Linked DNA regions of Mus musculus: regions 1, 3 and 4 are each linked to region 2. A link is a loop called in an ENCODE intact Hi-C map of the cell type or tissue named here. Cell type or tissue: heart. All regions are shown on one strand. Region 1 holds the start of Gm24468 (a small nuclear RNA gene). Region 2 holds the start of E130102H24Rik (RIKEN cDNA E130102H24 gene). Region 3 holds the start of Gm12796 (a long non-coding RNA gene). Region 4 holds the start of Jak1 (Janus kinase 1).

What was found. A loop is a pair of places that touch in the nucleus more often than their neighbours do. Peaks named below come from ENCODE experiments on the same cell type or tissue, not always from the same donor. Only the 100,000 strongest peaks of a DNase experiment are listed, where the experiment ranks them.
Region 1: it touches region 2 in a loop (2.4-fold over the local background); 4 of 42 quality-filtered maps call a loop at or near these places.
Region 3: it touches region 2 in a loop (6-fold over the local background); 6 of 42 quality-filtered maps call a loop at or near these places.
Region 4: it touches region 2 in a loop (4-fold over the local background); 9 of 42 quality-filtered maps call a loop at or near these places.

What each region holds. Positions count from the first base shown.
Region 1 is chr4:101,178,929-101,186,928 of GRCm38, forward strand. It overlaps Jak1 (Janus kinase 1), which reads right to left. Exons shown (of 25, transcript NM_146145.2): 5 at 5,409-5,562; 6 at 2,852-3,015; 7 at 527-866. It overlaps Gm24468 (a small nuclear RNA gene), which reads left to right and starts at 7,836; the gene lies at 7,836-7,939. In heart, a CTCF peak has its summit at 3,756; a DNase peak (open chromatin) is centred at 3,883; H3K27ac peaks cover 966 bases.
Region 2 is chr4:101,353,301-101,361,300 of GRCm38, forward strand. E130102H24Rik (RIKEN cDNA E130102H24 gene) reads right to left here and starts at 2,948. Exons shown (of 2, transcript NR_040708.1): 1 at 2,781-2,948. It overlaps 0610043K17Rik (RIKEN cDNA 0610043K17 gene), which reads left to right and starts at 483. Exons shown (of 4, transcript NR_040640.1): 1 at 483-588. In heart, a CTCF peak has its summit at 3,038; DNase peaks (open chromatin) are centred at 1,891, 2,391, 2,941, 3,591 and 3 weaker places; H3K4me3 peaks cover 4,052 bases; H3K27ac peaks cover 3,799 bases.
Region 3 is chr4:101,289,050-101,297,049 of GRCm38, forward strand. It overlaps Gm12796 (a long non-coding RNA gene), which reads right to left and starts at 6,637. Exons shown (of 2, transcript XR_003955080.1): 1 at 4,036-6,637; 2 at 2,639-3,471. In heart, CTCF peaks have their summits at 3,079 and 3,280; DNase peaks (open chromatin) are centred at 3,112 and 4,172; H3K4me3 peaks cover 1,963 bases; H3K27ac peaks cover 1,766 bases; H3K27me3 peaks cover 386 bases.
Region 4 is chr4:101,260,723-101,268,722 of GRCm38, forward strand. It overlaps Jak1 (Janus kinase 1), which reads right to left and starts at 4,560. Exons shown (of 25, transcript NM_146145.2): 1 at 4,320-4,560. In heart, no CTCF peak of the experiment used is centred here; a DNase peak (open chromatin) is centred at 4,579; H3K4me3 peaks cover 1,896 bases; H3K27ac peaks cover 1,322 bases.

The DNA of each region.
Region 1 (8,000 bases), 170 kb before region 2:
AGTCCCATGCACCTACTTGGGTAGAATAACCCTCCTAAGGCCATTTAAATACAAGGAGTGTAGCTGAAATTTAAACATGCCTCCTTAGATTTCAACTCATGTTATTACCTCATTTGACAAAGACAAAGGGCTGCAGATGTCACTCAGCAGCAGATCACTTGCCTAATCATCAGGCCCTAGATTTGATTCCCAGCACTGTAATTACAAGTAAAAGTGCGGGAGGGGTCTGCAGCATGCTCATGGCCCTCATGGCCCTTGATTCGATCCCCAGTACAATAAAACACTCAATCAAGCTTCATAACACAAAGGAGTTATCTATTTCATGACGTCAAAGCCTGCCTAGATTCATTTCCTGCCTCAACTGTGCCACAGTTGTGTTGTGAGTGATGAGAGATGAGTGGCCTCCAGCTGAGTTGATTTAATGTAGCCTACGAGGTGAGGTTAAGATTCTGACAGGCTCAACAGCACATTCCCTTGATGACCCTGGATATTCTCTTTTTTAGATCAGACACCCACACCCACTTACATTTGGTTTCTGCCGCCACTGGATCCCGAGATTTCCAGTCACCATGACCTCATAGAGAACATTGCCACTGTCATTCGAATGGCATCGACTCAATTCATTTTCTGATGAAATCAGTAGCATAGAAGTCTCAAATATTTCAGCTCCATAATGTTTTGTCAAAGTTTCCAAGGTAGCCAGGTATTTCACCTTCAGGTCATGTGTAGACACACTGCTGTCACAGATGGTCTTGTTGTTAAATTCCTTCAAGAAATCCTTGAAAACATTATTTATTCGCATCCTGGTAAGAAGGTTCCTCTGTCTGATGGATTTATTCAATGTTTCTGGAATATATCGCTTGTAGCTAAAAGAAAATAATTTTTATATATACAGGTTAGCAAGAAATGATTAGAAGTCTGCCTCTATGACTTTCCTTGTATGTTTAGGCAAACGAGAAAACAGTGACTATTCCCTGAGGACCACGGATATAAATGGCTGTGAAGAGATAAGACACAATCCTGACAGAGAGCGTGCATGGCATCACGAGTTCCACAAATGTCAGGAGAACTGGAGCCCCTGGCACAACGGAGACAAAAAAGCTGAGTCATCTAGATTTCTGCTTGCTAGTTTAGGGCTCTGTGCACATTAGAACACTCATATGCACGGGTAAACTGAGCACTGGGATCATGTTCACATCTGTAATCCTAGCACTGGGGAGCTGGGGTAGAGGTAAGAGGACCAGGAGTTCAAGGCTATCCTCAGTCATAGAGAGAATTGCTTCAGGGTGAGTTAGAATGTTCTGAAAAGCATCAAGCTGTGCCTTAATCTCCTCTGGAGATTAACACATTCTACGCTGCCTGCCTGTCTGCATCCTGTTCGCTAAAAATTATATAATTTCTTATGAAGATGATTAAAAACTCACAAATGTCAGATACAAACAGTATCTCCCATGTGACTGTGCAAGTTCCCCAAGCTTCGTTACTTGTCCCAGGCTCTCTAGCAATCAGATCTCAACACACGCCGTGCTAACAGGCAGGAGATAGTCTGAAAAAGACCAGGACTAATACCCCTGAAAGAGCAAGGGCTTACTTTAGTTCTTTCTATATTTTGTCCACTGGGACAAGCAAAGGTAAACTGGCCCAAAGAATCCCTATAACAATACTGAGGCATACTGTGAATTCTCAGACCAATCTTTAGCAAATAGTACAGTTTTTCTCTTAAAAGTAATATAATAGAATTACAGGATAGTTGTCAACTTAAGCCACCTGAAAAAATAAAACACAAGGAGTGAAGGTCACATAAAAGTGACCTGGAAAATGTCTAATCCCCTGCCTGAGGAGCGACTGGATACTGACAACACAAAGAGAAAAGGAGATCACCTCATGACATGTGCATACCACTCTCATAAACTCTCCTTTCATACTGGAGCGGTGGACCTGGGGGTGAACCCCGTTCTGTGGTACTGCGGAAGGAACGAGGAGCTCAAGCATGTGAGACACAGCTCTGGCATTGTGCTGTATCCTTTGTAAATAAGCTCTTTAAAATGGGATTGTCTTTTCTTTTCAGCCCTTTTTTATTATTTTTTTTTATTTGAGACACAGTCTCATTATGTAATCCTGGCTGTCTTAGAACTTCCTGTGTGGACCAGGTGGCCTCAAACTCAAGAGATCGTCCAGCCTCTGTCTCTGCCTCTGCCTCTGCCTCTGCCTCCCAAGGGCTGGGACCAAGTCATGTGCCACCGGCGCAGCTTGTGCTATCTCACAGCTCATTGGTGAGTGGAAAGATGATTCAATTTCAGAGATAGACTGAGCAGACAAAATATTAATCTCAACCCACACTTATATAAAATTTTCTGAAACAAATAACTGACCGTCCCGCCTATCAGAAGTAACAGCTCCCAGACCAGAGTGCAGATTAAAGAAGGCAGTTCCAACAGGCAGCAGTATCACCATGGGAAAGACAGGAAGCATGGAGGACATGCAGATCACTCATCTGCCTGGATATTTCACTCTAGTTCACATTTCTGAGATTATCAGTTAGCATAAAGCATATCAAGCCATAATGTTCAATGTGCTACTTAGCACAAATATTCAAAGATTTGATTCATGCAAAGAGATGTCAGAAAAACAGTGCAGCAGCCAAACAAGATATATGAAAGCATATAAAATAGCATTACAGTTAGGTGAGGTGGAACATGCCTGTAATCTCAGTACTTGGAGGTACTTGAGGAAGGAAGAACATGAGTTTGAGGCTAGCCTGAGCTACACACAGCAAGACTGTGCTTCAAAAACAATGTCCCAAATCAGTACCAGGTGCCTACAACCGACTCGGATCATCAGGAAGGCGTACCTGATGTCTTTGGGAAGTTCCGGCAACTGCATCTTCTTCATCATGGCATAGTGGGAGATGGCCAGGACCGCCATGCCCAGGCACTCATTTTCAATATCATGTCCGTCTTGCTCCGTCTTGGGGTCCCGAATGGGAGCCAGGCATTTGATCAAATCATACTGTCCCTTGGGAGCAGAGAAGAGAAAAACTGAGTCACCACCTAAGCTTCAGGAGCCACCATGCTGACCTAGAGAGAAGAGCTGGCCAAAATGCCACCCAGCAAAGAGAAGCATCAGTGTGTCTCCAGGATCAAGGCTGTTCCCACTCAAGTGGAGCACAAGGCAGCTAAGAATATGTTCTCCTAGATGACTTCATTCATTCATTCATTCATCCATTCATTTAGTGAGTATTTACTGAGTACCTGTCAAGGTGCTGGTGAAGAACACAGATTCACAGCGCCCCCCCCCCCCCTTCATGGGGCCTCTAAATTAACAATGCCTAAACACTGTGACTATTAGGTCTCAACTGCAAGGCAGGTGACACGGGCTGACAGCATTAATTTCATAAATATGTACTATTATGGGTTTGGAGACAGGGGAAGGAGTTACATTCCACAGAGCATCATTACCACAAACCATTAGTTTGTTCCGTATGTGTTATTCACATTTCTAGTACAGAAGAACGCCATGAGAGCACACTATCTCACAGATGGAGCGAGGAACATAGCATTCCACAAACCAATGGGGACTTTACAAACAAACAAAAAATAAAATAAAGTATGTAAAACTGGACTAGAACCAGTACCCACAGCTAGCCTTGCTCAGAGCAATGATGGGCAGTGCAGGCTCACACTCCCTAGCCGCTAAGCTCCCTCCCTGCCAGACATGGGAGTTGTTCCTTTACTTCACCTTAGTCCTCACAACAGCCCTGTCAGAGTCCCACTAGGGGAGGAATCTAACTGAGCACAACATCCGGTCCGCTCTGAAGAAGAGAAACAGGAAGCACTAATGTTAGATGCTTGCAAAAAAAAAAAAAAAAAAAAAAAAAAAAAAGGCGAGCCCGATCCTGACTCAGGGCGCCTTTCCTCAACACTCCCACAGCCCACCACTCTCTGCTAGGCATTCCCACGCCGAGGAGGCTGAGCTTCCCAGCTGCTTTCTATCCAGGCAAGAGCGCATCTGGCAGAGTGGCTTCTACTGACTCACTTCCCCTGAAAGCACTTCTCAGTTTCACATTACTGTTTTGCTTTGTTTTCTTAGGGGTGAGATAGGCTGAAGTTCTTTCTGTCCATAGTAGGAGGTTTTTTCTTTCAGGTTAAAGCAAGGTCACTGGCCATTTCCACAAAGTTTTGAGAAAGAACAAGAATTTATACCAACAGTACTGGAGGAGCAAGAACTCTGATGGATGCTGAGATCTTGGAAGAGGAGGGAGAACCTGACTGTGAGCGCTCTAACCTCAAGTAACTGACACTGAGTCTCCTGAAGGTGAGACTCTAAAGCAAGGATGGAGCCATCCTTGAAGCAGGGCAATCTCCTCCTTTCTTCCTGAGTTCTCCCAGTTCAAGCCGCTCCACAGGCTCTATCACTAAAGTCTGTCCCTTTCTGCTCTTTTTTGTTTAAGTCAGTCTCACTGTGTAACCCAGGCTGACTTCAAACTCACCACCTGAGTCTTTAAAGTGCTGAGATTACGGCACTTCACAAGTCTGAGATGGAATGCCTGACCCTCATGATTTTCTGTGCACTATCTATGTGATATTTACAAACTCACTGTTTCTTTTTGTCTCACTTGAGGATATAATGGGGGCACACAGAAACCATATTGTTTCGTCCAAGTACCCAGGGTCTTGACAAATACAACCGCAGAAAGCAAACAAGACACGGACACCTGTGTAACTTGATGTTACATCAATGAATTGATATGAAGCCATTAAAGATGAGTCGATCTGGGACAAGATCTCACAATAACCATGGCCCTGTGTGTGTGTGTGTGTGTGTGTGTGTGTGTATGTGTGTGTGTGTATGTGTATACAGACCAGGCTGGCCTCAACTTTGCTATAGTTCTGCCTCTGACTATAAAGGTACACATCACCATGTCCAGCCAGATCACTATTTATAATGGATATCTAAAAAATGAGAAGGAAGATGAAAATAAGATGAATAAAGATGCGGTTTATAAATAACATGGGCATTATGGTATTTCCAAATGCAGTATACATGGGGTAATAGAAAATTGACATTGAAATCAGGAAACATTGCATCAAACATGCTAGCTATCCCGAAGCAATGCAATTCCAGGCACCTCCAGCCTCTCTTGGCCTGGCTGCTACCTCACTTCCCTTCAAAAGCTACTCTGTGCCCTCTCATGTAGAATACAGCTGATAAGCAAAGTGGTAGAAAGCAGTGGAAAGAAAGTAACTGGTGTGGAAGGCCCATAGCTAGGAGCCTACGGCCTTCCCAGTCACCTGGGCATCTGAGAACAGGCCATAAAGTGCCACTAAGCACAACTGCACAGGGACTCTGAGCCCCACCAGGCCTCACACTCCTCACAAACTTTAGATCTCCTAGCTCAAGCTCCCTACCTGTGCAAACAGATACTCCAGTGAACTGGCATCAAGGAGTGGGGTTGCTTCTGGAACCCTTTTCTTCTCATAGCCGTTTTTCTGCTTCTTTGGAGAATGTCGCCATACAGACTGTTCGTTGTCATTGGTTCCGTGCCAGTTGGTAAAGTAGAACCTAAAAGACAGTATAAAAATGTCAAATGTGGTGGAGGAGTCCCTGGACTGCTCATCTGGGAGAGGTATCTATCTAGAGTAGCCCTTGCTGAAGCTGAACTGCCCTGAGGAAACTGAAGACACCAGCCTTGCACCCTCAACTCTCATCACCCTGAGGCAACATCCCTTCTCTCTCTTCCAAGTGTGCTGTCACAATGTACCTCAGCACCTCTCTTGGGACAGGAGGATAAAATGATGTCCTGGTGGTCACAGTACAATTCTGCTGACCTACATAATGTCTTCCATACCTTCCTAGGTGAAAACACCACCTGCCACCTACAGCTAGCTGCTCCTTCACATCTCTAGTTCTGCTGGGCTGCCCGGCCTGAGCTCTCTCCATTGTGGTCCTACCACTTCTGAAATCAAGCTCTGTCCTACAATCAACACTAATATAGTAGTGTTTCTCGGGTCTCAGATGGCTGTTACTGAATTGGTGATGTATTTTACGATGAGCAAAGCTTCAAAAATGAAACACAAAATCATCAGGTGTGGAGACCCGCTAAAAGAGAGCAGCACTTTCCCCTCTATCCACCTACTCCTAACAGCAAAACCTGCAGGCAGACTTCATCGTTTCCTCTATGCAGATGAGAAAAACTCAAGCTCACTGAGGTGAGGTGACCTAACCCTCCAAGCCTCACTCACTAATCCTTTGGCCTGCTACCTGTTGGGGAGACAGAATGGGTTCTAAGCTGTCTGAGAGTGGCTGAACCAAAGTGGTCCAGCTGTCTTTCAGGCTACAGACTCGGCTCTGTCTGGGGCTCTCTCCCAAATATGCCAGTAAGTTGACAGAAAAGCAGCCATTTCACTGAGAAGCAATGAACAACTCCCACCCTAAAGAGCTGCTATGAAAGTCTGACGACAACAACAGAGCCAGAAAAGGACACAGAGGGCTCTCGGGCATAGCCTCTGCCCTCTGAGTTCCCTGCCCCACAATAATACAAAACAACAGGAAGTGGGACACATGTCACAAGCAGAACTACACTGCACTGTTCACAAGCCCCACATCTCTTTTCCTCTATAAATATCTGTCAAGAGTTACATTTCACAGCTTGACTTAAGCTCAGTTTAATGTGATTAGAAATAAAACATGAGCATTTCATGGACGCCTGATAATACGGTGAGCCCTTAACACCATGTTTAATAGGTAACTTGTCCAGGATAATGAATGCCATACCAGAATTCCAACCTTTTGATATTGCAATATAACATTATCATCTACAAGTTTGTTGAACTACCCTCATAATTATCCTGGGATGCACACAACCTGCAGGCTACAGGTTGGACATGCTTGGCTCTAGAACACAGATGGCAAACAGGTAAGTGGATGAGGCAAGATGCTTCTGCAAGAACAAGATGACTGGCTGAATTAGCTAGGAAACAAACAGGTACATTTTGAAACAGTGTGGGCAAAGTAAGAGCTCCCTGACAGCAGGCCACAGCTGTCTAGCTCAGCACCAAATCCCCAGAGCCACAGAGCAGGTGCTTGTTGTTTGTCTGTGATGCCAGTTTACAGATAAACAACAAACTCAAGGAGTAGGGTCAACATGGGCAGGGCAGGATGGAACTATTACTTTAATGGTAAAAAACAGTGTTGTAGCTTTCCATGATTGTGTACAGCCTGTCTTCTCTGTAGCTCATGAAAGGAACTGGGAGACTGACTATCAGTGTCTTGAATGCAGAAACAACCACAAGCTGCACAAACTACACCAGGTCTCCAAAGCAGATGGTAAACTATCCCCTTAAGTTCCATGTATGTTCTAGGAGACCAGATTTCAATTGGTAGGGCCCACCAGTGCAGTGACATGCTTATGTGGGCCTGGGCCCTATAGTATACTCTTCACAAGAACGGGGCACAGCAGAAAGGAGTCAGTGAAGCTCCACTCTTCCCATAAGCAGGAAGGGAATGACCCACCTGGCCAGCTACAAAGGTTCAACCAGGGCCCTGACTGCAGAGCACATAGGCCAGGTACATTCTGGTAGATAAAAAGCATGTGAGGGCCACAGCATCATGATCAGCATGGCAGTTCCCTGCAAGCTTGCTGAGAGAAGCACTGAAGACAGCTGCTCTCTGAACCAATCCAGCCCATACACACTCCTTCCACATCCATCTAGGATCTTTACATGGAAAGCCAGGTTCAGTGGTGGTGCTTACAATTCCAGTAATTTGGAAGGCTTCTGCAGGAAGACTGAAAGTTCAAGGCTAGCCAAGTTGCCTAGGATACGCTTGGGGGTGGGGTGCTTGCTTTGTCAGCACAAATAGTAAAATTGGAACGATACAGAGATAAGCATGGATCCAGTGCAAGGGCGACACACACATCTGTGAACTGTTCCAGACTTAAAAATAAAAGATGATTACCAATATTAAAACCGTAATTGCTAATAAAGCAAAACTAGGCCACC
Region 2 (8,000 bases):
AGGGCAACACAGAGAAACCCTGTCTTAAAAATCCAAAAGGAAAACAAAACCTTTACCCCACTAAGCTAAAATTAGTAAGTGACATATTATAAACCTGTATTTCTTTTCTATACTGCCTTCAAAAAGCCACTGTATTTATACTTAAAACATATCTTGATTCCAGTTCTTAATTTTCAAGAGATATTTAATCTGTATTTAGATTCAACAGTGTGTATATATATATGTGTGTGTGTGTGTATATATGTGTGTGTGTGTGTGTGTGTGTGTGTATGCATGCTAATGTTTGTTTCCCAAACAGTTAAGTTTCCAATACCTGAGTCATTTATGGATTCTAAAAGTTAAATGAGTTTCAAACTTGATCTCATCAGCCTCTTTAGTTTAGATGGCTGGAGCCTAGGGTTGCTAGGGGCTACAGTAGTAGCTGGTACAGACTATTCTGTCAGTCACTTAGATTTTTTTAAACCTGAATCCGGATACAAGCCCTTAACCCACTGAGCAGCAAGTCTTGCTGCCGTATACACCAACTGTTCCAGTATGTTCTTTTTCTACAATACATTGCAAAGCAGCTGTTTCTGGAAAGTCGGCTCGGTAAGGAGAAAGGTGTTATCTCAAATCAGGGGCATAGCCAGCCAAGCTTAGTGGCACACACCTTTAATCCTAGAGACAGGTGATCTCTGAGTTCCAGGCTAGCCTGGTCTATGGAGAGAGGGGGAGGGGAGAGAGGAGAGAGGAGAGTGGAGAGAGGAGAGCGAGAGAGCGAGAGAGCGAGAGAGAGAGAGAGAGAGAGAGAGAGAGAGAGAGGGAGAGAGAGAGAAAGAGAGAGAGAAAGAGAGAGAGAGAGAGAGAGAGAGAGAGAGCACACCACACAGAGAACAACCAGGGTTAATTTCCAAGGAAAAGGGGAGAAACCTTGACACTGGAGCTTCTTTGTCTAGGACATTAGTCACCCTGTGAAAGTTACAATTATTGTTTACACTAAGCCTCTCAACTTTCAGAGAACAGCTGCCGCTGCATCCTAAGACTCACTCTTCTTCAAGTACCCCTTCCTAGCTTCTGTCTACCAGGCTGATCTACCAGGGTTGCAGATCATAATCCACGAGTCCCACTTTATACATACAAAGACCTGCTACTGTTTACATGCCAACACATATGAATAATAAACACCACACCTCAGTTATCATTCATGAGCCTCAGTATTCCAGACTACCTCGAGAAAAGCATTTACTAACACTATAGCTTTCTCTTCCCTTTCACGCTGGGTCACAGCTCACTTTGTTCCCCCAGCCGCTGATTTCAAAGTTGATCTCGTGAAGGAACTGGATTCCTAAGGTAGTTAGTTCTATTTTGAGCCTTCTTCCTGTTCTGAAGCTAAAGTTGGAAGGGCTTAGTGGTGATGTCATGGAAGGGAGAAGTGCCTTTTTTCAGAAGGGTCTCTTCTGGCAATTCCCAGGACACATAGGTGGTGAACGATCCCCCTCTCACCATCCCTCACCTCTCCTTCCCTCTGGAGTCCCAGTTAGTCACTAGCCAGGAAGAAAATCAACTCTAATAACAGGCAATCACACTTGCATATTTTATATTCCAAACATAATAAATGAAAAGACAGAGAAAAAAATTGCCTAGTTCTAGGAAAGGGGTGGGGGTGGCTATCTCTCCCCATCCACTCTCTCCAATATAAGGCCAGGAGGAGCAAAAGGCACTGCAGAAAACAGCTGTTAGGAAGAATTCAGGAGGCTCCGGGAGGAGAATGCTACGGGGGTTTTGGAAACCGGAACTTGAGGACACCCCCCCCCAAATCCTTTCTTCTTCCCTCCCTCTTGGAAGAGACTTGGGGCTGGGTGTGCCTTCTGCTTTGAGAAGCATTTGGCTCGGTAGAAAGGCAAGGGGCCAGGGTGCGGCCCACAGGGAATAAAAGCTTAGGCCTGGCTCTGGGCTAAGTTTAGTGGGAGATAGAGGAGACCGGAGAAGTGCAGGTCTGAGTGGAAGACCTACTGTGGAATTAAAAAAAAAAAAAACCCTCACTAGGGGCAGGGCGGGAGACACCTCTCTTTTTCAACTTAAACTCAACAGTTCATTGCCGGTGGGAAGAAGGGTGAAGAAAGAGACAAATTTTAACGTAAACTGTGAATTGCAACTTCTGGGGACTAGAGAGGGCTGACGTACCAACGCTATCAGCAGGTGAAAAGAAGCGCCTTTTACCAATTCTGGGGTGTCGAGGTCTGGCCAAGCTCTGGTGGGCAGGGCACTGTCTGGCTTCTTAGCTCACCTCGCCTCCAAAGCGGGAAGAAGCATAGGTGTGGTCTTTCTCCAGGAAGGTGGCAGCTGGCTTCGCGGGGCAAGGGAAAGGATTCCTCACCGGGAAGGCGGGGAGGAGCCCCGGGGTCAGCTGCGGCCAGGAGCCGGGGTCTTCGCCAAGTCCCCTCCCCCTCCTGAAAACCGACCTGGACTAGGATCGATTACAGCAACACCCTCTCGCCTTCCCAATAATTTCGCAAATAATAGTAATAAGCCCAGCCCCTCTGGCGCACGTTTAAAACAAACAAGCAAACAAACAAAAACCCAGAGCCCTGAGCGGTGGAAACAAACAGGTGAGTCCAGGGAGAAGCGGGAAAGAGTGGGGGATAAGAGGGGGGGCGTTCCCAAACGTAAGGGGAAACAGAGGTTCTCCCAACCTCTCTCCATTTTCCTTCCCCCTGCCCCCCAAGAGTCTGCGTGACAGGCTAGGTACCGCAAAGCCCACTCTGACAGCCTTCCCGCAGCCCGCGCCCCCGCCTGCCTACCCTAGGCTCCCGTGTCCAGGCTTCGGGGACCGCGCGGCGCTCGCCCGCACCCCGGCCCGCCACCGCCGCCGCGGGGACTCCGCTCTTCCTCTCTCCGCCTCCTCCTCGCAGACTCCTCCCGCCGGATCCGTCATGTAAACAACATCCCGGCTCTATTTCCAGCGGCCGCGGGACGGCGAGGGAACCGCGCCAGCGCCCAGCCACCGGGCGGGGGTGGGGGGAAAAGCGAGTGCGCCACAGCTCCGGGCCTGGCCCCGAGCTGCCGCCCCGCGCGGTCCGCCGCCTACCGGAGCTGGCGCCGAGCGCCCAAAGGCGTCCAACAGCAGCCTCCGCCCCCGCCGTCGTCTCCGGGCTCCGGGATACGGGGCCGGCCCGGGTGCGAGCGCCGTGCGCGCGCCGCACAGCCGCTCTCTGCGCCCCGCGGGCCGGCCAGGGCGCGCCGCCAGCCCGGGGCCGAGAGCGCAGCACCCGGAGCGCGCACACGGACGCCGCCCCCGCGGCCGCGCGCACCCCGCACCCACCTGCGCCCTCGGGGGTCCCGAGCCCCCCTTTCTTTGTTCATCCCGCTATTTGCATGAGGATTATCTAATGACGCAGCAAGGCTCGCCACAACGTGACCGTCGCCATTTTTCTGTTTTTATTCTAGCTTTGCCATGTGATAGATTGGGGAAGGGGGGGGGGGGGTGGAAAAGGGAGAGAGACAGGATTGAAGGAAAAAAAAAAAAAAAAAAAACTTCCGGGTCTCATGACCGGGAAGGGAGAAAAACAAAAGGGAGACGAGACACAACTCCAGGCGAAGGACGTGGTGCGTGTGCGCGCGTGCGCGCCGGTCTCTCCGTGCCCAGGAGCCGGAGGCTGGGGTGCTCCAAGCATCCTCCCATCATCAGGGTCCGCGGATCCTGGTTGTGCGGGCCTTGTGCTCCATCCTTCTGCTGGGTACCCGGCTGCCTGCCCTTGCCTGGCTCCAGTGGCTCAGTGGTCCATTCAAATAACAGAATCGGAAGACCGCTGCATTTTCTAAGTTGTAAAACAGTTCGCTCCGAGGACCCCCACATGGCGAGGGCAGGGGGAATCAGACCAGTTCAGATTTTCTTTCTGCTTCCTTTTCTCTTTTCCTAAAGCTGGACGCACAGCTTAGGGATGGTTTGTGGCGTTGCGGGCTTTTTGGTTTGGTTTGGTTTGGTTGGGCGAGGGCGTGCATCGTGGCTGGATTTATTGAGGTAGAAATTTAAATAAAAGGTTCAGTGCTAGGAAGGGTTGAGAAGACTGCTGCAGAGCTTTGGGCCGATTCGTGTTCTACCGTGTTAATTCACATTCACAGGACGTGATAGGTGCCCAGAGTTCACGGTTGCTGAAAGGATAAATGTCTGGAACTCTGCCAGGTCTCAGTGACAGAGTTTGGTGCTTTCGGTTACTTGTGTGTGTTCCTTCAAGAGCTTTCACTTTTGTTTCTCTTCTGCGTGCCTCTCGTATGATTGAAAGCAGAAGTGGACCTTAGCGTTGACTAGGGCGCTACCACTTACAGGTGAGAGACACAGGGTAGGTCTAAGCTAAATACCGTGTTAGACCCCAGTTTGTTTGGACCGAGAGACAGCTGAGGGGGTAAAGTAGAGCCTAGCACCGTGCAGCTGTAGTTCCGTTTTGTAACATTCCTGTGCCTAGAACTTAAAGATGGATAACTCAGAACTGCTAACCCCACAGGACTGCTGCGGGGGTTCATGACCTCTTCCGGCACCTTTCTTGAGTGTTGACTCAAATATGTGTGTGAACACAGCTTCTTTTCCTCTTCTTCTGGGGAGCATCCTTGTCATTGAACAAGGCAACATGTGTGCTGTGAAGTGTTTCTGTCCTGCTCACAGAGTTGAAAGCTCTCCTGTGTCTTCGTAATATTTATTTCATGGTGCCTTTCAACGTCGGGATTCGGGACAATGACTGGCTTTTCCGCTAGTGGGGACAAGCTTTGAGAACCACAGCTCTCTGTAGTCAACACTGTTTTCTTGCCATAAAAGCCAAGGGAGGCTTGAAGGAGACCTTTCCCACAATCCAATCCTGACCAGTCTAGGAAATTCCTTGCGTGTTTCCGGTAAAGGTTGGACAGAAGTCGTTTCATGGCTCTTACACCTTTTGCTGACCATTCTTGGCAGGCTTCTTTGGTTGCACATCCAAGTAAAACATACTTTGTTCTCTCAACTTTTTAAACTAACTGCTTTCCCCCATCTTTTTTTTTCTTTCTTTCTTTCTATATTTGGCTCCTCTTCTTTGAATTCTCTCAAATTCAAATAAATAAATTAGTTATGCCGACTCCTGCTCTTTTGCTTTCATGGACTAGACTACAAATGCTTGAAGTCTGAACTGCGATTTAATCTTGTTGAGTTAGGAATCAAATCATAGGTTCTATGTTTTCCTTAGAGGGGAGTAGGAACTGAACCCAGGGCCTAATGTATGCTAGGGAACAGTGTCCCTGATCTGCACCCTAACTCAGAACCTCTAGGTCTGGGACCCTATGAATTAGCTCCCAGTGCTAGTAGCAGGCCAAAAAGGGCTGTTGAAAAGATGCATGTCCATATTTATATGTCCATGTTATATATATATGGACCTGGGAGATTCTGTTGCATAGCTGCGTATATCTGTATCTATGAATAGGACAGATAATAGCTAGAGGCCCCATGTGCTACTCTCGATAACCACAAGAATGGTCATAACTTAGCTATAACACCATAAGCTTTCATTGAGGTGGGAAGAAGCCTAATTATATAACTAAATCATCTGTTCCTTTAACTGTAAAGCTGAAGAGAAAAAGAAATTGATGCGAACTCCAAGAGTGTAATTATAGGAAAAACACCCACGTCTCTTGCCATCAATACATGAGCACTCACACGTTTTCAAGGTCAAATTTTGGTCTTCAAGATTACTACATAGCTGCTGATTAAATGCATTCAGGAGTCCCAATAATCTTCTGCTAGTTGTCAAATTTATACCTGAGAAATATATATCTTGAAAAATGATAATCCCTATAAATAAAACCCATGTCCAAGTGAGGGCATGGTTTTTGCTGTCGTGCGTTAGTTACTTTTACGTTGCTGTAATAAAATACCATCCCCAAGGCAACCTATAGAAGGAAGGGGGGGGGGGATTGTGGTTCCAGAGAGACATGACTGCATCCTGGTGGGGAGGCATAGCAATAAGCAGATATGGCAGCAGATGCAGGAAGCTGATAGCTCACATCCTTGACAGCAAGCACCAAGCAGAGAGAGCAAACTGGATGAGGTAGGCGGCTTCTAATCTCAAAGCTTGCCTCCAGTGACATACTTCCTCCAGCAAGGCTGCCCTACCAGAACCTTCCCAAACAGCACCACCAGCAGGAGATCAGGCGGTTAAATGTCTGAGAGCATGGAGGACATTTCTCTTTCAAAGCACCACAAGTCAGTTCTGAGCTTAGTTCTGATGATCCTAACAGTGTAACAGTGTCTACCTAAGCAAACTACTTCTCAGTTGTGCTTTTCATTTCTCTCTCTCTCTCTCTTTTCTTTTCTTTTTTTTTTTCGTTTTTCGAGACAGGGTTTCTCTGTATAGCCCTGGCTGTCCTGGAACTCACTTTGTAGACCAGGCTGGCCTTAGTCCTGGAACTCACTTTGTAGACCAGGCTGGCCTTAAACTCAGAAATCCGCCTGCTTCTGCCTCCCGAGTGCTGGGATTAAAGGCATGTGCCACCACGCCCGGCTGCTTTTCACTTCTTTACCCATATGATGAGCATAGCACCTTAGGATTAAAGTTTAGTAAAAGACACGGAAAACACTAAGCGTGATATTTGGAACAACATGTTCACTGGAGAGTGGCTATCCCAGGAGTAGCTCGTGCTATAATCCCAGCACTTGGAAAGGCAGAGGCAGGAGGAGCTCAAGTTCTAGGCTACCTGGGGCTATATTGCAGTAGAAAATGAAGCGAACCAAGGAAATTCAATACCGTTCCTATTAGTGAAAGGTTCTGTGACATAAAATAATCCAGAATAGGTTCTGCACTCAAGACCTTCAATTGTAACCTTGAAAAGATGTATAAACGACCAGACAGACAGGTGGGCCGGACAAAAGGAGCAGCAGACCACTGCTGCTGCTTTGTGGTATCGACCTAAGATATAATTAAGATCTAGAACTATCACCATCCACACTGTAGCAAAGCCCAGTCAGAACACATGCAAAGAGCTTCCCTCTCTGAAGAGTGAAAAGTTGCCTTCTCACACCAATGAAGAAACTCAATCGAATTGGCGTGCTTCTGTGGTTTAAAAAAAAAAAAAGCAGTTTCTCAGCAGGTTCCTTTCACCCTGTGAGAAGCATCCCAGTTGTGTCGTTGACGAGCTCTTGGAGAAACGTAGTTAATAGGAAGCCCTTTTAGTTGTTAATTAATTAAAACACTTTAATCAAGAATCATTTTCTAAGGAACTTGTTCCCAGCCCTGAGTCAGGTGCTAAGAAACACGAACGATGAAGATAAGGACTTTGCTCTGGAAGAACTCACACTCCAGTTGTACTTTATTAAACAAGTGTTTATTCATTATCCACCAGGAGGAATTCAGTAATGGATAAGACACTAGGCTTTGTCTATTGGGAAATCTAGCAAGTTAATAATACACATATTGGTTCAACTTCCTCAAGAAGTATGTGATTGGCTGGTGGTAGCCCACATCTGTAATTCCAGTATTTGGGGGTGGGGGTGGGGCACTGGAGCAAGAGACTCAGGAGTTGAAGGTTAGTCTCCCTTACAAAATGAGCTTGAGACCAGTTTACAGGGTTACATGAGACCCTAGCTGAGGAAGTGAGTGAGTCTAAATTGAAGTGTGTGACTGGCACAGGTTTCAAGCAAGAAAAACTTTATGTATCTATATTTTTGGGTTTTCTTCTCCCTACGGCTTTTATTCCTTAAGACAGAAATTACCCTCGAGAAGGTAGTTTAATCTCTATATCTTTTTTTTTTAAATGTATTCAGTCCAACTCCAGAAGTTCCCATAGTTTATAACAGTCTCAACCTTTTATTTATTTATTTATTTATTTATTTATTTATTTATTTATTTATTATATGTGTGTACACTGTAGCTGTCTTCAGACACTCCAGAAGAGGGCATCAGATTTTTGTTATGGATGGTTGTGAGCCACCATGTGGTTGCTGGGATTTGAACTCAGGACCTTTGGAAGAGCAGTCAGTGCTCTTAACCGCTGAGCCATCTCAC
Region 3 (8,000 bases), 64 kb before region 2:
TAGTGCTGGTTTACATTCTGGTGCTGGGTTCATGTGTGGGCTTTGTGTCGTGGTCAGGAAGGAAACTTGGGGCTCTGGCACTCAGTCTCCATGCTGGAATAATAGGCCTAATAGTCCAGCCCTGCCTACCCTCAGGAACAATTGCAGTGGGATTGAAGGGTGACAGTGTACACACTGCAAGTGCTCCCTGATTCCCAAGTGCTAAACAAACAAGACGCGTGTGCCTGCTTCAGCCTTGACTCTACAGAAGCAACTACCGCTCTGCTAGGACCCTCTCTATTCTAGGCTGTTGATAGACACTTCACTCTTTTGGTGCAGGAGGGGTAGAATAGGAGAAACCAAACCTGTGGGTGCTAGCCATTTCTGACAAGATCATCTATTCAAACCATCTAAGCAATTACAGATAAAGCTAAATACCATTTGCAACCTGCTGCAGAGATTGGGAGTGATGGATTGGTAAACTGAGAAGAGGCAAGAGGTCTGTGCTCCAAACTCCCATTTGCGATAAGGGAGCTATGTCTGCCAGGCTCGCTGAGAGGGAGAGGTGAATGTGATCTGTAATCTATCTTATTTAGTGTTGTTGGCTCCCCTATCACCCCTTCAAACAAGCAGACACTATCGATGGGCTGTAAGTGGAACTGCAAACGTGGTTTAAGAGAATATTGACAGTCTACATCAATGAAGCTTTCCCAAGTGAGAGACAGTTACATATTTTAAAACCTAGTGTTCTCTGTGCTTATTTCTTTGCTAAAGAGGAAGGCAATCCATTAGTGATGAGAAGACACATGAAAAGGATAAAAGGATAATATACATGATTGCAGCAGCCAGATGAGTTCCCTTTGTGTGTGTGTGTGTGTTATAGAACAATTGGTTGCATTTGAGGAGTCTTACACATTAGAAAATATAACATGCTATCTTTCATTTATTAAAAAAAAAAAAAAGTATGTACCAGCCAGAAAGATGGCTCCCTGGGTAAAAGTGCTTGCAACCAAGGCTGATGATCTGAACTCCATCCCCGGAACTCAAATAATAGGAGAGAACTGGCTCCCTTAAGTTGTCCTTTAACTTTCCCATGCATAGAGTCATGGTCTCATACATGCTCACATGCACACACATACAAACACATGGACAAACATACATACACACACAAAACACATACAAACACACAAACAAACAAACATACACACACAAAACACATACATACAAGTAAATAAATAAATATATAAGATTTCATTTTTAAAACTTAAAAAAAATGAATAGAGGCTGGAAATGGTTCAGCCGTTAACAGTGTGCACTGCCCTTCCAGTGACCCAAGTTTGACTCCCGGTACGTTCACTGGATGGCTCTAGAGGGGATCTAAGACTTCTAGACTCCAAGAGCACCCGAAATCTCAAACACAAAACAATTCATTTGTTAGTTTGTTTTTCAAGACATGGTTTCCTCTGTGTAGCCCTGGCTGTCCTAGAACTCACTCAGTAGACCAGGCTGGCCTCGAACTCTGAGACTTCGTTTGCCTCTACCTCTCAAATAATTAAATAAGTTTTTAAAGGTAGGGGGAAAGACATTTACAAATGTGATATACACTGTATACTGTCTAAGTGTTATGGGCGTGGTGGCTGGTGCCAGTGAAATCGATTGATTCTCTGTAGTTCTCAAAACTCCTGGGAAATGTCCTTTTAAAATTTCCCTCTCCTCTCTGCAAGGACGTTATGGGGTCCACTGAAGTCAAAGATAAGTGATGAAATCCAGCTTCACTATCATCTTTGAATTACTCTTTTTAGTTGCTATGTGAATAAAATGTAAATTTTATTCTGGGGCTGGGATTGAACCCAAGACCCCATACACAAAGCTCTAACATTCAGCTACACTTGCAGCCCAAACTTATCTTTTCTTTTCCTTTCTTTTCTTTTCTCTTTCGCTTCTCTTCTTCCCTTCCCTTCTCTTCTTTCTTTCTTTCTTTCTTTCTCTCCTCCTCCTTTCTCTCCCTCCTTTCTTCTTCAGCATAACAAACTCTATCTTTTTCTTGAGTCCCTGCCCTCTTTCCTAGTTTATTCTCAGTACAAGAAGTTACATAAGACAACACGCCATTCCCCAAGTCAATGAACACATACCAGGCACCTAGGGCACTGTGTTTCTTCACCAGAATGCCCACTGTGCCCTCCTCATTCTTCTGTATTGTTCCCTGAAACCTGCCGATCTGGAAACAAGTCTTTTCTTAATCTCAGGACCTGGCGGCACAGGGCTTTAACATTAGTGAGACCACTGACAACAACGTTTATTGATTTCTCTGCTGTGGTGCACTTTGTCTCCTGGAATATTTGTTGTGTGATACTTAGAGATACTTAGTGAGTATACGGTATGGAAAATCTGGGCAAACTGGTGGAAATAGGAGCAAAAAGCAATAAAGCAGGACAGGCCTGGGGGGAGGGCAATGCTTATCAACCCTCAATTAATACACCCTGTAGGAAATTTATCTATGTAAATAGTTGAGAATGCCTTCTAAGATCGAGCTGCAAGGCTGAACACCAAAGTCCTATTTAAACATCATCATTCAATATACAACCTTACGTTCTTCGATGGGGCATTGGTTAAGTAAATGCAAAATGCATAGTAATCATTAACATATGCATGGAACATATTTTTTAAAGTAATATTTAAACAAGAAAATGTTAGTAAATGTTTTGGTTCTTGTGAGTTCATGTAGTACGGTTATTAATCATGCTGTTAGTGGGTCTGAGTGCTGCCATTTCAATTTTTTTTTTCATTCAGGTTTTGAAAAAAATTACCTGACTTTTTAAAGACTAGTCATTTTATGATTAAAAAAAGATTATCCAAACAGCTGGGATAATTTTCAAGGTTTTATGATTAAAACAAAGAAATCCTCCCATTAGCCTATTTTGCTTTCCTGATAAATGTTTCTCCAAAGTTCCGTGTGCACCCTGAAACTGCTACAGGAGGGCGCCTCAGAGGGAGCGTGCTGTGCTCAGCTCAATTTACTGGACTTTGCACAGCTGGAACCAGCTGCTCTGGGCTGTAGCAGTTCCTGGAGTTTGCAGGAGGCGCAGACAGGCCAGCTCGGAGCTCCGCAGCCCCACGCTGTGTCCCCGAGGCCCGCGCTGGCAAGCGGCCTGCGCGTTGACTCCACTTCCTCTGCTCGCTTTCCCGGAGATGCCCGCCCACGCCACCGCCGCCCTGCCGCTGAGAAGTCACGCTCCAGCCTCCGAGCTGCTCGGAAGCTGCCGCGAGGGAAGGCAGTGGCGCGTGGACCCGCGAACTGACCAGAATAGCCCTAGAATGGGACCAAGAGACGGCTGTAGCTGTCGTTTAGTGAGATGACACCGGGCTTACGTTGAATTTTCTGTGGACTGAATTCGATCTTCCGCCTGCAAGAGCCAGCGTCGATCGAGGCTACTTCAGGTCTCCGCCGGGTGTCACTATCAGGAAACCCAGGCCCAGATGTTTCTGAGAGCTCTGCCAAAAGGAGGGCGAAGTAAGCCCCTAGATGGGCAAACTCGTAATTTCAACTCCCACTTCTCTCCTTTCCCCATCTCTCTCCGCTCTCCTTTCTCCTCTGTCTCTCAGTTTCACTGTGCACCCCAGGCTGGCCTGTGTCTATCTCGCTGCAATCCTCCCTCCTCAGCCTACTGCTGGGATAACTGGCAACTAGTTCAATTGGTGCCTCTGTTTCCCCAAATCTTACTGAAAATAGTGACCAGATCTGTGGAATGCTATCCAGCTCTTCCAACAAATACCATGATACCACCCTAAGGGCCCCAAAAGCACACACACAGCCACCGGAAACAGAACTTAGTTTCGGGTCTGGGCCAACGCCCTATACACTTGCATCTCAGCCACCCGTCCCATATCTAGCCTGTCCCCGGACTTCGAAGAGAGGCTAATAACAGTATGCATGTCTCAGGATCTACGGCCGGAGGAGCGCCCAGGAACCCGCGGGCGTATGTCAGCGAGCCTGCACCGGGCGCTGGGCAGCCCTGGGTCCTGGGCCAGGCCAGCTTTGGCGGCGGGGAGGCGGACCTTTTGATCCCCTCCGCAGAAGGTCCCCGGTTCGGCTGCACCCCGCTGAAGCCGCTGGGAAGCTAGATGTAAAGAGTTAGCGCGGTGGCCGCCTCCCCCACTTCCTGCGGGGTCCCCCGCCGCGGCCCCATTGCACAATCCCTGCCGTGCAATCGCCCCGTGACTCGCACCCAGCCTGAAATGGTTCCCAGGTTTCCAAGCCTAGCAAAGAACCGCGGCGTCCCCGCCCCGACCTCAGGCGCACTCCAAGCCGTATTTCTTCGGGTGACTGGGCCGCACTTTAACGTCTAGAATGCACTTGTCAAAGAAGGGCAAGTTCACGCAGCAGCCACCAGCTCCAGGCTGGCGCCGGGTGGCTACAGCTGACTTGGCCCTTCTCCGTGGTATACCTTCAAGCAGCACGTTTTGGGGGTGGGGGAGAAACAGGCATGTGCCATAGAGGAAGGAGGGGGAAGCTGTATTGCAGATCTTCAGGAATCCGCCCTGACACCGACGGTGGACCCAGGAAGCGTGGAGGCAGCATACAGAAGACTGTGTCAGTAGTCCACGCCATTATCTTAGAGACAGGAAACCTAGAAATTAAATGGTGTGCCTGAAGTCACCTAGCTAATGTAGACTGCAGGCAATGTCTGGGTTGTAGTTGTAAGGACGAGGTGGGGGATGGTTTCCTTTTAAGAAAATAGTGCGCCTTCCTTAGCAATCACTGCAACTCCTGACTCCACATTACAAAAGGAAGCAATAAGTCTAGCCCCTAAAAGGGCTAAATTTGGCAGTGTCCCGGGAAGGTATCAGCTACTCATTTCAGTTATTTTCACCAGTTGAGAGCACTCGAAATATCGCACAAAATACCTAATGAAAAAGAGAGGGACCACGAACGTTTCTCCAAGATCAGATCTAAAATGCCAAGTTCCCAATAACATTACTTTGATGATTAAACTGTTCAGTGTTCTGCCGATGTGCCAGCTGGTTTCGGAAGTGAATTGTCAAGTGAATTGCTCTATGCTGGACTGGATCATTTAGGCTTGGAATAGATTTGCTGCTCATCTTTCAGAATATTCAGTCTGAAAATATACGGGACAAGGACAGACTTACAGGCTCGCGTGTTGTCTTTGGCATTTCTAGGGTGACCATGTATAACAAATGTTTAATTTGGGCACCAGATGCCAAACAAATAGATGTGAGGATCAAAGGAACCCAAATTAAAAGTGGTAATCATGGGCTGGAGAGATGGCTTAGCAGTTAAGAGCACTGACTGTTCGTCCAGAGGTCATGTTTTCAATTCCTAGCATCCACATAGGGGCTCACAACCCTCTGTAATGGGACCCAATGCCCTCTTCTGGGGTGTCTGAAGAGAGTGACAGGGTTGTCATATCATAAAATAAATCATTTTTCAAAAGTGGGAATCATGAATGAAGTGATTCTTTTATGGGTTGTAAAAAACTTTCTACAATGATGGTTATAACTCAGTTGTGATAATGTAACCCAAACGAAAACTCTTGGCTGTGAAGGAATTATGTGATGGCATCTCACAACTGCCTTAACTGGAGCTCCCAGGGATCTGTCATCCTTGCTGATATCTGAATGCACCTAGGCACACTCCCCACATACATAAATAAATAAGTAAATATGAAAATAATTTATAAAGTTGATCAAGGTGGCGCACGCCTATTATTCCAGCACTGGGCAAGCAGAGGCAGGCGGATTTTGAGTTTATCAGCCTGGGCTACATAGCAAGTTCCAGGTCAGCGTGGGGTATACATAGCAAGACCCCATCCAAAAATAAATAGTAAAATAACATAAAATTTATAAAGTAATAATTAGATACTATTTGTCGGTACAAGATATAAAACTGAATCAGTGACTCTGAAGAGACTAGACCTAGATTCAGACACGTGTAAATAAGGCCTGAAGAATCTTTATTTAAGGAAGGGCCTGTCAGCAAGTAGTGCTGGAGTAGTATAACTTTAAATATTTTCATGTTCTTAAATGAGTATAAACGATGAAGAATTAGGAACAGGAATACACTAAAGCTCAGACATGTATTCATCAGGAAATTTCACGTGGTGCTTGTCATTAAAGGAGATGGATAGAAGACTAACACAGTTTCTTTGGGGAAGAAGAAACTCAAATTATCATCAAACCTATGAAGAGATCGTCAAATTTGTAAGCAAGGATGGAAATCCAAAGTGCAACCTCCCCAGGACATTTCTGCACACCTAACAGACAATTCCAAGTGAGGAGGAGTGTTGTGTGACAATAGAAACTCTTGCACACTGCTAGTGAGCATGTGACTTTGTGCAAGCACACTGAAACACAGCTTGAGGTTGCAGCATGGAGTTGTTGCCTAGCATGCACAAGGCCTTGGGTTAAATATCCAGTACCAGCAAAAATGAGAAGAGGAGAAGGGAGAGGAGGGAGAGGAAAGGAAAAGCATACAGACTAATTTCTATAGCACCATTGTCCATAATAATAAAAAGAATTGAAAGCAATCCAAGTATCTGCCTAGAGTAGAATATGAAATGTGTCTTCCCAAGAGGGGAGGTTACAGAACATGAAAGTAATGGGCTAACATCTGCATGCATTAGTGTCCATGAAAAAAAAAAAAAAACAGTGCTGGAAGATGCGAGTCGGAAGAAATGTTATGTGTTAGTTCATACCGGGAAGAAATGTTATGAGTTGGTTTTATAATAAAGTCCAAAATGGGCAAAACCATTTTTTGGCAGTGGGATACGGACAGGTGATGGTTATCCTATGAAGGAGTGATTATTCTAAGCTTTGGGACATTGATCACTAAAAGGTGTTGGAATCCCCCACCACCTTCAGTAACTCAGCAAGGGACCAGAGTTTGCACAGGACATACCAAAACTAAGTTTCAGCACAGAGGAGAGGTATTTGCCCCAGAGGGACAAAGGGCAGGGATGGGGGAGGGCAAAACCTGCCAGAGCTGTGTTTGCCATGCTCAGGCCTCCTAGAACCCTCCAGTTACCTTGCTGGGGGACGGAGGGGACCAGTTGAGGTCTCTGAAATGACTTGTTGTGACTTGGAGGATGCTTTAGGAAGAGGCTAGACGATGCTCATGTTCATTTTAACTCTTTAATATATATATATTTATGCCTTATATATTCTTCTATGAAAAACTTAATTATATTTATTTCTTTTGGGGGGCGGTGTTGGAGAACAACTTGTCAGTGCCGGTTCTCTCCTTCTACCATGTCGGTCCTTGAAGTCAAACTTGGCAACAAAGCACCTTTACTCACTGAGCCATTTTACCAGCCCCAGTATGATTAATTTTGTTAAAGTCACAGTTGGCTAAAAATAAACAAATAATAACTTCCTCTGGAAGTTTTGCTCTTAGAAGCTGGAGGTTTCTTTCTTAACCAAACCAAGCAAATTACAATTATTGTGTAAATTTACCAATAAATACGATTGGTGAACTCTCTCCAATGGGCAGCAGCCGCATTCATGTTAAGATATTCCATAATTAAGTCTATTTCACCAACCTTTATGACCACACCATCATAAAAAGTGAGTAGTAGATATTTTTTTTCTAGCAAGAGAGATCTTATATCTTCCCAAACTTTGATACAACAACAAAACTATCCTGTTGCACGTGACATAGATCGAATGTTATTTGGTAAAATAAACTCCTATTTGGTAACTGATTATCAGTCCACTAAGCACTTCAAGTGGTTCCCTGAATCATGAACTTGGCTTTCCCATCTCTGCAGTCTAGAACGTTTGCACAACAAGCTGCATTAGAAGTTTTTCAGTGTGTTTTTCTCTTTGGAGTCTCAATAAATGCAGCTTAAGTACACAACATAAGGCAGACCAATATATATGTGTTGTTAACAAAGAGTTCCTCATCAGATGTCCTTTCACGTGCTTGCTTTAGCAAAACATCCTCTTTCCTGTGTCTGCTTCGGCAAAACGTCCCTCCACGCTTCTGCCTTAGTCTTTCACCTGTA
Region 4 (8,000 bases), 93 kb before region 2:
TGCTGGGACCAGCTGTGAAGACCCACACATCAGAAGACAAAGTGGAGACAACACAAAAGGGAACTTAAGGTTTGATCCTTTCCAATTGCCTCAAATGGCAAAAGAGTGCATGTCCCTCAAAGGCAAGAAGAGCATTCACAGGAGTTCTTCTCCTTCCTCTGAAACACCGGCATTTCAGCACGGCAGCTCTTTCTAACCGTGTTACCAGGAAGGTTTTGAGACCGGAAGCTAGAGTGGCATATCTCTCTGAGGACAAGAAGAGTAAAGCAGAGGAAGTGGCAATCGAAGGGCTGAAGACAAAGCTTGGCACAAATACATTAGCACCAATGAGTCAATGTCCTTGTACCTTGCATTACACAGGAAAAAAATCTCTCACTATCTCTCCCAGAGGCTGATGCCAAACTCCAGAATCCAAGCGCTCCTCCTACCCCAGCCTCCCAAGAACTTGGAGGACAGATGCGTACCACATACATCTAGCATGGTCCGAATTCTTGAAAAGGGGGAATAAAGGGCACAAAGAATGAAGCAGCACTACCCTCACCCACTCCAGCACCAACAGCTCCCTTCTATGGTAAGCCTTCTTCCAATATCCACCACACTCAAAGGAAACATGGGAAAGGCAATACAGAGCACAGAGGATTTTTTCTCCTCCTGTACTTAACTACTTCCTTACATTTTCCAATTTTTCTACAGTGAGTTTCTTCCTTGTCGTGTGAAAATAATCTTTGTGATTAAAAGAGGGGGAACTAAAAAATCTACCCAGAGAACTAGGCATACTAAATCAATCCCCTCCTCCCCGCTGTTGTCCCCCCTCACATAAACACACACACACACACACACACACACACACACACACACACAGAGAATCCTCAACATTAGCTCTTCCCTGCTGCTTGACATGCAGCAGATGAGCTTAGCCTCTTCCCTGGCTTGCACTGTGTCTAACAGTTCATTCACGAAGTTTCTTCACAGCAGCTCTCGTTTGTATGTCCTTGGGTTTTCACACATCATGCTTGCATTCCTTGCCTGGCTTCTCCACCAAGACTGCATTATAAATATCTAACCTAGGTGTCTTCATTTCCTTCTAGAACAGGAAAGCCGAGGCCAAGAATGAAATCACTTGCCACAACATGCACCCCGGTATCTCTTTTCTCACCTGGCACCCCTAAGCATCATCTCTCCTTTTGAGCACTAGTGGCATTTTGACCCAGGTCATACTTCGCTATAGGAAGGGCTGTCCTGTGCATTACTGAGTGTTTAACAATACATCTAGCCTCTACCCACTAGATACCACCTTCCCCAACAAGGTGTACCCTCCCAAACTCCTCAGAAAATATCAATGTCTCCCTCAGCATGAAATTTTACCAAGCTGTTAACCACCAGTCTGAAAGATTCATCAAGACTTCTTCACGGCCTCTGCTCTATGGCAAGGCTCCATGTCCATTAAGCCACAGTGCATTAGAGAACATCAGAGGTTGCTTGTTCAGCTAGATTCTGCTTAAATAGCCCATTCCCTGTCCTCCTGAAATGTCCTATGTGATTTCTTTTTTAATGATTTATTTTTTATTTTGTGTGCACTGGTGTTTTTGCCTGCTTGTATGTCTGCGTGAGGGTGTCAGATCCCCCAGGAACTGGAGTGACAGACAGGTGTGACCACCATGTGGGGTGTTGGAAACGGAATCTGGGTCCTCTAAAGAGTTGCCAGTGCTATTAACCACTGAACCATCTCTCCAGCCTCGTAAAAATTATTTTTTTAAAAATGCTTTGTAAAAATACGCACATCTCGACAGGCAATGGTGGCACACGCCTTTAATCCCAGCACTTGGGAGGCAGAGGCAGGCAGATTTGTGAGTTCAAGGCCAGCCTGGTCAGCCAGGACTGCCAGGGCTACACAGAGAAACCCTGTCTTGAAAAAAATATGTGTGTGTGTGTGTGTGTGTGTGTGTGTGTGTGTGTGTGTGTGTGTGTGTGTGTATACATCTCAGACAGTAAATCTAGCAGTGTATCATCTCACTAAATTATACTAAGGATATAGAGAATATGTGTCCTCAGTGGGAAAAAAGAAAGCACAGAAAGTCTGGCAGCTAGAAAACACAGATCCTGTCTGACCTTTGCTCAGCTGTAAATTGTTTTCGATTAGTACAATTATTTATAGTGTTCTCTGTATAAAAATGAGTTTAAATCTACATATATTCTACGTAGTTGCTTCATTTGTATTTCTCTACAAATATATGTGTTACTTAAATTATTCAGAATAAACAGAATGATGTCTTCAGACAACATTAAAATCTGTAGCTGGTAATGTGCTGTTGAAATCAGTCAGTCTTCTTTCGAATCACTACCGTTCATAAAGTCAAACCTCTCCAAACTGGCAGACCTCACAGTCCTTTTTAAAAGCCCTGAGGTTAAGTTCCCTTGTGTAATTTAAGGCAAGCACATTCCCGTAAAAGCAACCCTATCCTCAAAACTCCATATTTTTCACTAGCTTTTTATAGCAGGTGTCCGAATTAAAGTATTTTTACAGCCTAACTCCTCCTAGCACCTTAAATCTGTAAAGGGTGGCTACCAAGTGGCCAGAAAGATAATGATCTTCTGGGTAAGACAGACTGATACTAACACCTGCCTAAATTACAACAAAATAGAATATGTTAGGAAATGTATTTGCTATTGTACCAATACCTAATTTATTCTCTTTCTAACATCTTTTCCCAAAGCCAGTAAATTGTGTGCTGTGAAATGGGACTGAAACAGAACTAGCTGTATTCACTGTAAAGGATAACAAAAAAAATCTAAGCAACTCCCTCCCCTAAAAAGTACAGCAGTGTAGACAAACTGAAATACAGTTCAAGTTAATATGATACTAGAATTAAGTTATGATTACTATTTGTAATGTTCACACTCCCTCTAGGATGATGTATCTGTTTCTTTCTACATGATCTCAATCCATACAGAAGAGGCATTTATTCCATTTTATAAAGCATGTTATACCAGAACTGTCTAAATGCTGGCCTGCAGTCTCCATTAACCTTCACCATGATGCACAAGAGAACAAACCGATCACTCAATAAAAAAGTATCCCCTAGATGTTGGAAAACTGAAGCCAGGGATGAAATGACTTTGCACACAGGGCCCCAAGTCTAATTTTTTACCTGGTAACCACACATGATCTCTCAACTTGGGTACTACTGACTGACATTTTGAACAAGATCATAGTTGCTCCACATAGCCCCAAATTCCAGTACTTGGAAAACATCAGAGTCCCCACAAGCAAAAGCAATAGGCAACACAAAATGTGGTTTTTAGAAAGGGAAGGTATAAAAATTTAATCAATGCAAAATGTTCATTTAAAAAGAAAAAGAAAAAAGTTTTTTACACCACCCGTAACTCAAACATTTTCTTTTTAAACGGGGAAGGCAACACCCAAAGACTAGATAATTTTATCTGTCTCAGCATTCTACTTATTTAACGGCCCAAGTTTTTAATGCCTTCTTCCCTGAAAGAAGTAAAGGTAATTTTATACTACCGTAAATACCTGCGACTGAGCTCTATGACTGGGGAGGAATTTTAATAGCATGGATACTGATGTATCCAAGCAGAGGCAGAAGACAGGTCACAGCCATGAATTAAGACTATTAGGGCCCAGTCCTAGTTCCCGAGAAATCACAGAGGATACACCTCCGAAGGGGGCACACAGGCACCAGGAGATAACCACACCTCTGGTCTAGTCTCCCTAAAGAACTCCCTTCATAAACACTCATCATCCTAGGAGCCTGGGAGTGTCTCCAGAGGGGTGCCTACTGCTTCTGAGTCGACGGGGGCGTTCGTTCGCGCGGAACCGGAGCCAGGAGTTGGGGAGCCACAGACACTGGTCCCAGTTTCGATGAATCGGGTCCCTTCGGGTAGGACCTATAGTCGTCTCTCCCCATTCCCTTCACCCATGGCCCTCCATCATGCTACATTCCGGCAAGCTGCGGTTCGGAGTTCCCGGGGCGCGCCCCCACGCAGACCCAAACCCCAAAAGTCCCCCACCCCCGCAAGAGCTGACCAGGGGTGAACGCGGGCCACGACCCTCGGCGAGTCCTGCGGTCCGGGCTGTTGCGGCGCCAGAGGCCGTCGGCGCGCAGGCCGCGGGGCCATAAACAGGATGTCGGCGGAGCGGGCCGCTGTTAGCGGAGCGGCCCTCCCTCGCCTCCCGGCAGCCCCGCCGCCTGGAAATCCCCGCCCCGGCCGCCCTGGCCGCTCGGCCGCCCGGCTCCGCGCCCCTCTCACGGTCCCCGAGCTGGCCACGGCGGTCTCCACCTCCCCACCGGGACACTCACCACTTCCGTGTGCGCCGGGCCGCGCGGCTCCTTGGCGCAGGGTCGATCTGGGTCAGGAGTCTGGCAGGCAACTCAGCCTGCCGTGCAGGGTCCGGCGTGGACACCCGCGGCTAAGGAGAGGCACCGAAAGGACGAGCGAGGCTGGGCGCGGACCCCGCGGCGCGTCAGCGGCTGCCGGCTACTCCGCGGCTGCGGCGGCCTGCGCTCTAAAAACGCACCGGCGCCCCGCCCCTCCAACTCTGAACGATCACGCCCCTTGTACGGCCCAGCCCCCGTGACGTCAGAAGCTGCTCCTACAATTGGACAGAGCCAAGACCCAAGACTGAGGACCTTGGAGTCCCCGCCTGCCCAGGCTCGCACTCCAGCAAGTGTCTCCGCTCGCTTCCGCTTACCAAGTAGCTTGTGAGAATTGAACTCAAACTGGACATACTGGCACACTTCTTTAATCCCAACACTCCGGGAGGCAGAGACAGGTGGATCTCTGTGAAATGACCTGTCCCCCCACCCCGCCAAAAAAAAAAGAAAAAGAAAAAAAGAAGAGAAGAGAAGAGAAGAGGGGAGGGGAGGGGAGGGGAGGGGAGGGGAGGAGAGGGGAGGGGAGGGGAAGGGAGGAGAGGAGAGGAGCGATGAAATCACTCACGCAGGGAATAAGAATTTGCCCTCTGGAGCAACCTGTGCCCTTGGAGGCATTATCCGTGCCCTGTGTGTTTACATCTGCCCCATCCCAGCCACTCTAGAAGATGGTTCTGGAAAGACTTGCCTAGCAAGAACGAAAGTCACTTTGTCAGTTGTTGCGATAAAATATTTGACAAAAGTAATTTAAGGAAAAAAGAGTTTATTACCCTGTACAGTTGGAGCGAACACAGACCATCATGATGAGAAGTCGTGATGACAGAAACTTGAGGTGGAAAGTCACATTGCGCGCATGCTCAGGAAGAAGAGAGGATGAATTCTTGTGTTAGCTTTCTCCTGGGTATTAAATCCAGGACCACAGTCCATGGAATGGTTCTGCCCACAGATAAAGTGGATCTTATCTCCATTACCCTAATCTAGATAATCCTCAAGGGCACAGCCAAGGGGATAGACTAGTCTACAGAATCCCTGCGCAAAGCAAGTCTTCTAGGAGACCCTAATCTAGGTAATGTTGAAGGGCATGGCCAAGGGGTAACCTAATCTAAACAATCCCTCACAGGTATAGCTGATCTCCTAGGTGATTCTAATAGTCAAACTGACAATACTAACCATCATGAGGACTTAACCAGAAACAAAACCTCCGGCTTCCACGAGTTTCTTCAGGCCCAGCCTCTGTTCTGTGGTGTAAGAGCTCCAAAAGGAGCAGGGGAGAGAAACAAACTATGGAAAAGAGTAATAAGAATTAACATCCATTCCTACCTAATCTGTGTCCAGTGCTTTTGAGTTTTCATTATCATAATCTTTCACAGTAGGTTTGTTCAGTCTTATCCTATCCACAAAAACAAAATAAACAAACAAAACCCTGTAGCTCTCAGGTGTCTTCCATTCTGGCATCTTAAACTTGTGGGGTGTTTGCCAGAGAAGACCTGATCAGACATGGGCTTAAGCCTTTAGAAAGACTTTCTTAGCTGACCAGCAACTACAGTGGGTGTTCAGGATCCCAGTGTAGACCGGAGTCTTTCTCAGGGTGAGCTTGTAAGCACAAGAACCATGCCCTGGGTTGACATACTTCAGTTAACAAGAACAGTTAGCCAGACGCAGAGCTACAGATGCCAAAAAGCAAGGTTAGCACACTCAGAGACTTTCCCAGAACCATGGCCTTTGATGGATTGGGCCTTTGTTTTCATTTTTAGCAGGTGGTAGTGTCTACGTGGTGAGTTTTATACCCTGAATAGCACTTCCATCATGGAGTCCGTTGTGCTAAGGTCTAGGGCCCTGTTACAAACCTGTGGTTTTTTTCATGATTTAGTGTGGGGTGCTCACAAAATTGTCATTAAGTAAAAGGTTTCTAAAATGTGTAACAACCCGAAGATAATTTAAAAATCAAACATAATGAATCTGAGGTATTTCTAGCCATGCCTGCCCATTGTGTCCAACTATGTCATTGCAGCCTTGGTTCTGAACACACACTTGGACCTGTAAGGACTGTCACAACACACACTGCCAGCAAGCAACACCTGAAGCACTTTGGCTCAGATGCACCTGTTATGAATTGTACTGTCTGTGTGTCTGTCTGTCTGTCTCTCTATTACTATATATAGAAAGCTTGCTGTTCTTATAAAAACATTTGTTATGACGAAGACTTTCAGTAATATTTCTCCCCTTGTTGCACACCATGCATCCAACTGCATATGTTTGGATTGAATTCTGTTAAAATGATTTCTTAAATTTGCTGCTTACAGGCTGCTGGGATGGCAAGATTATCACCAGGCCTGACAATCTGGCTTAATCCCCAGAACCCACATCATGAACCAAAAGATCTGACCACCAAAAGTTGTCTTTTAACCTCCACATGTGTGACATTACACATGACTGCCCCCACCCACAAATAAATAAATGTTAAAATTAAATTAAATAAAAAATAAAAGTCCTGTTTCAGTTGCTCAAGTTTCACACACAGAAACCAAAGTTTATCTTGCTTTGAATTTCAATTAGGACAGGATTCCCAGCAATTTCTGAAATGACATAAACATACTTCTGTGACCTTGTGATATCAGTGCAAAGAGGGGTCCTTAGCACCAGTGGTGACACAGACAAACATCAGTCAACTCTGAAAGACATCGAAGGTGCTCCGAGTTTACAGCATCAAATATTCAGCTATTTAATTTGTTGTTTAAAAACAAGCAAGCACATCTGTTCTGATAAGTGTTTGTCAGCGTGATGCGAACTTCAGTAATCTACGAAGAAAGAACCTCAGTTGAGAAAACGCCGCCACCAGATTAGCCTGTAGGCAAGGGTGTGAAGCATTTTCTTGGTTGATGATTGATGCGAGGGGACCAGCCCTCTGTAGGCAAGACCCCTGTGCAGGTGGTCCTGGAAGTTATAAGAAAGCAGACTGAGGAAGCCATGAGGAGCAAGACAGTAAACAGTGCTCCTCAGTGTTCTCTGGTTCATTTCCTGCCTCTAGGTTCCTGCCTTGACTCTCCTCTGTAATGGATCCTAATCTGTAAGCTAAAATAACCGTTGCTCCCTCAAGTTGTCTTTAGTCAACGTTTTATCATAGCAAAGAAAACATCAGTTTGATTAGTGAGAAAACTCACTTTTTAAATAAATGATAAAATTATATATGTGTGTGTATAAATATCAAAATTACTTTCAAAACACAATTCTTTTATTCTTCGTTTTTTAATTGGATATTTTATTTATTTACATTTCAAGTGTTATCCCCTTTCCTGATTTCCCCTCTGCAAGCCCCCATCCTATTCCCCCTTACCCTGCTTCTCTGAAGGTGTTCCACCCACCCAGCCACCCACTCCCACCTCACTGCCCTAGCATTCTCCTACACTGGGGCATCAAGCCTTCACAGGCTGAAGAGCCTCCCCTCCTATTGATGCCAGCTAAGGCTCCTTCAGTCCCTTCAGTCCTTCCCCTAACTCCTCCATTGGGGTCCCTGTGCTCAGGCCAATAGTTAGCTACAAGCAGAGCATCCGCATCTGTATTGGTCAGGATCTGGCAGAGCCTCTCAGGAGACAGCTGTATCAGGCTCTT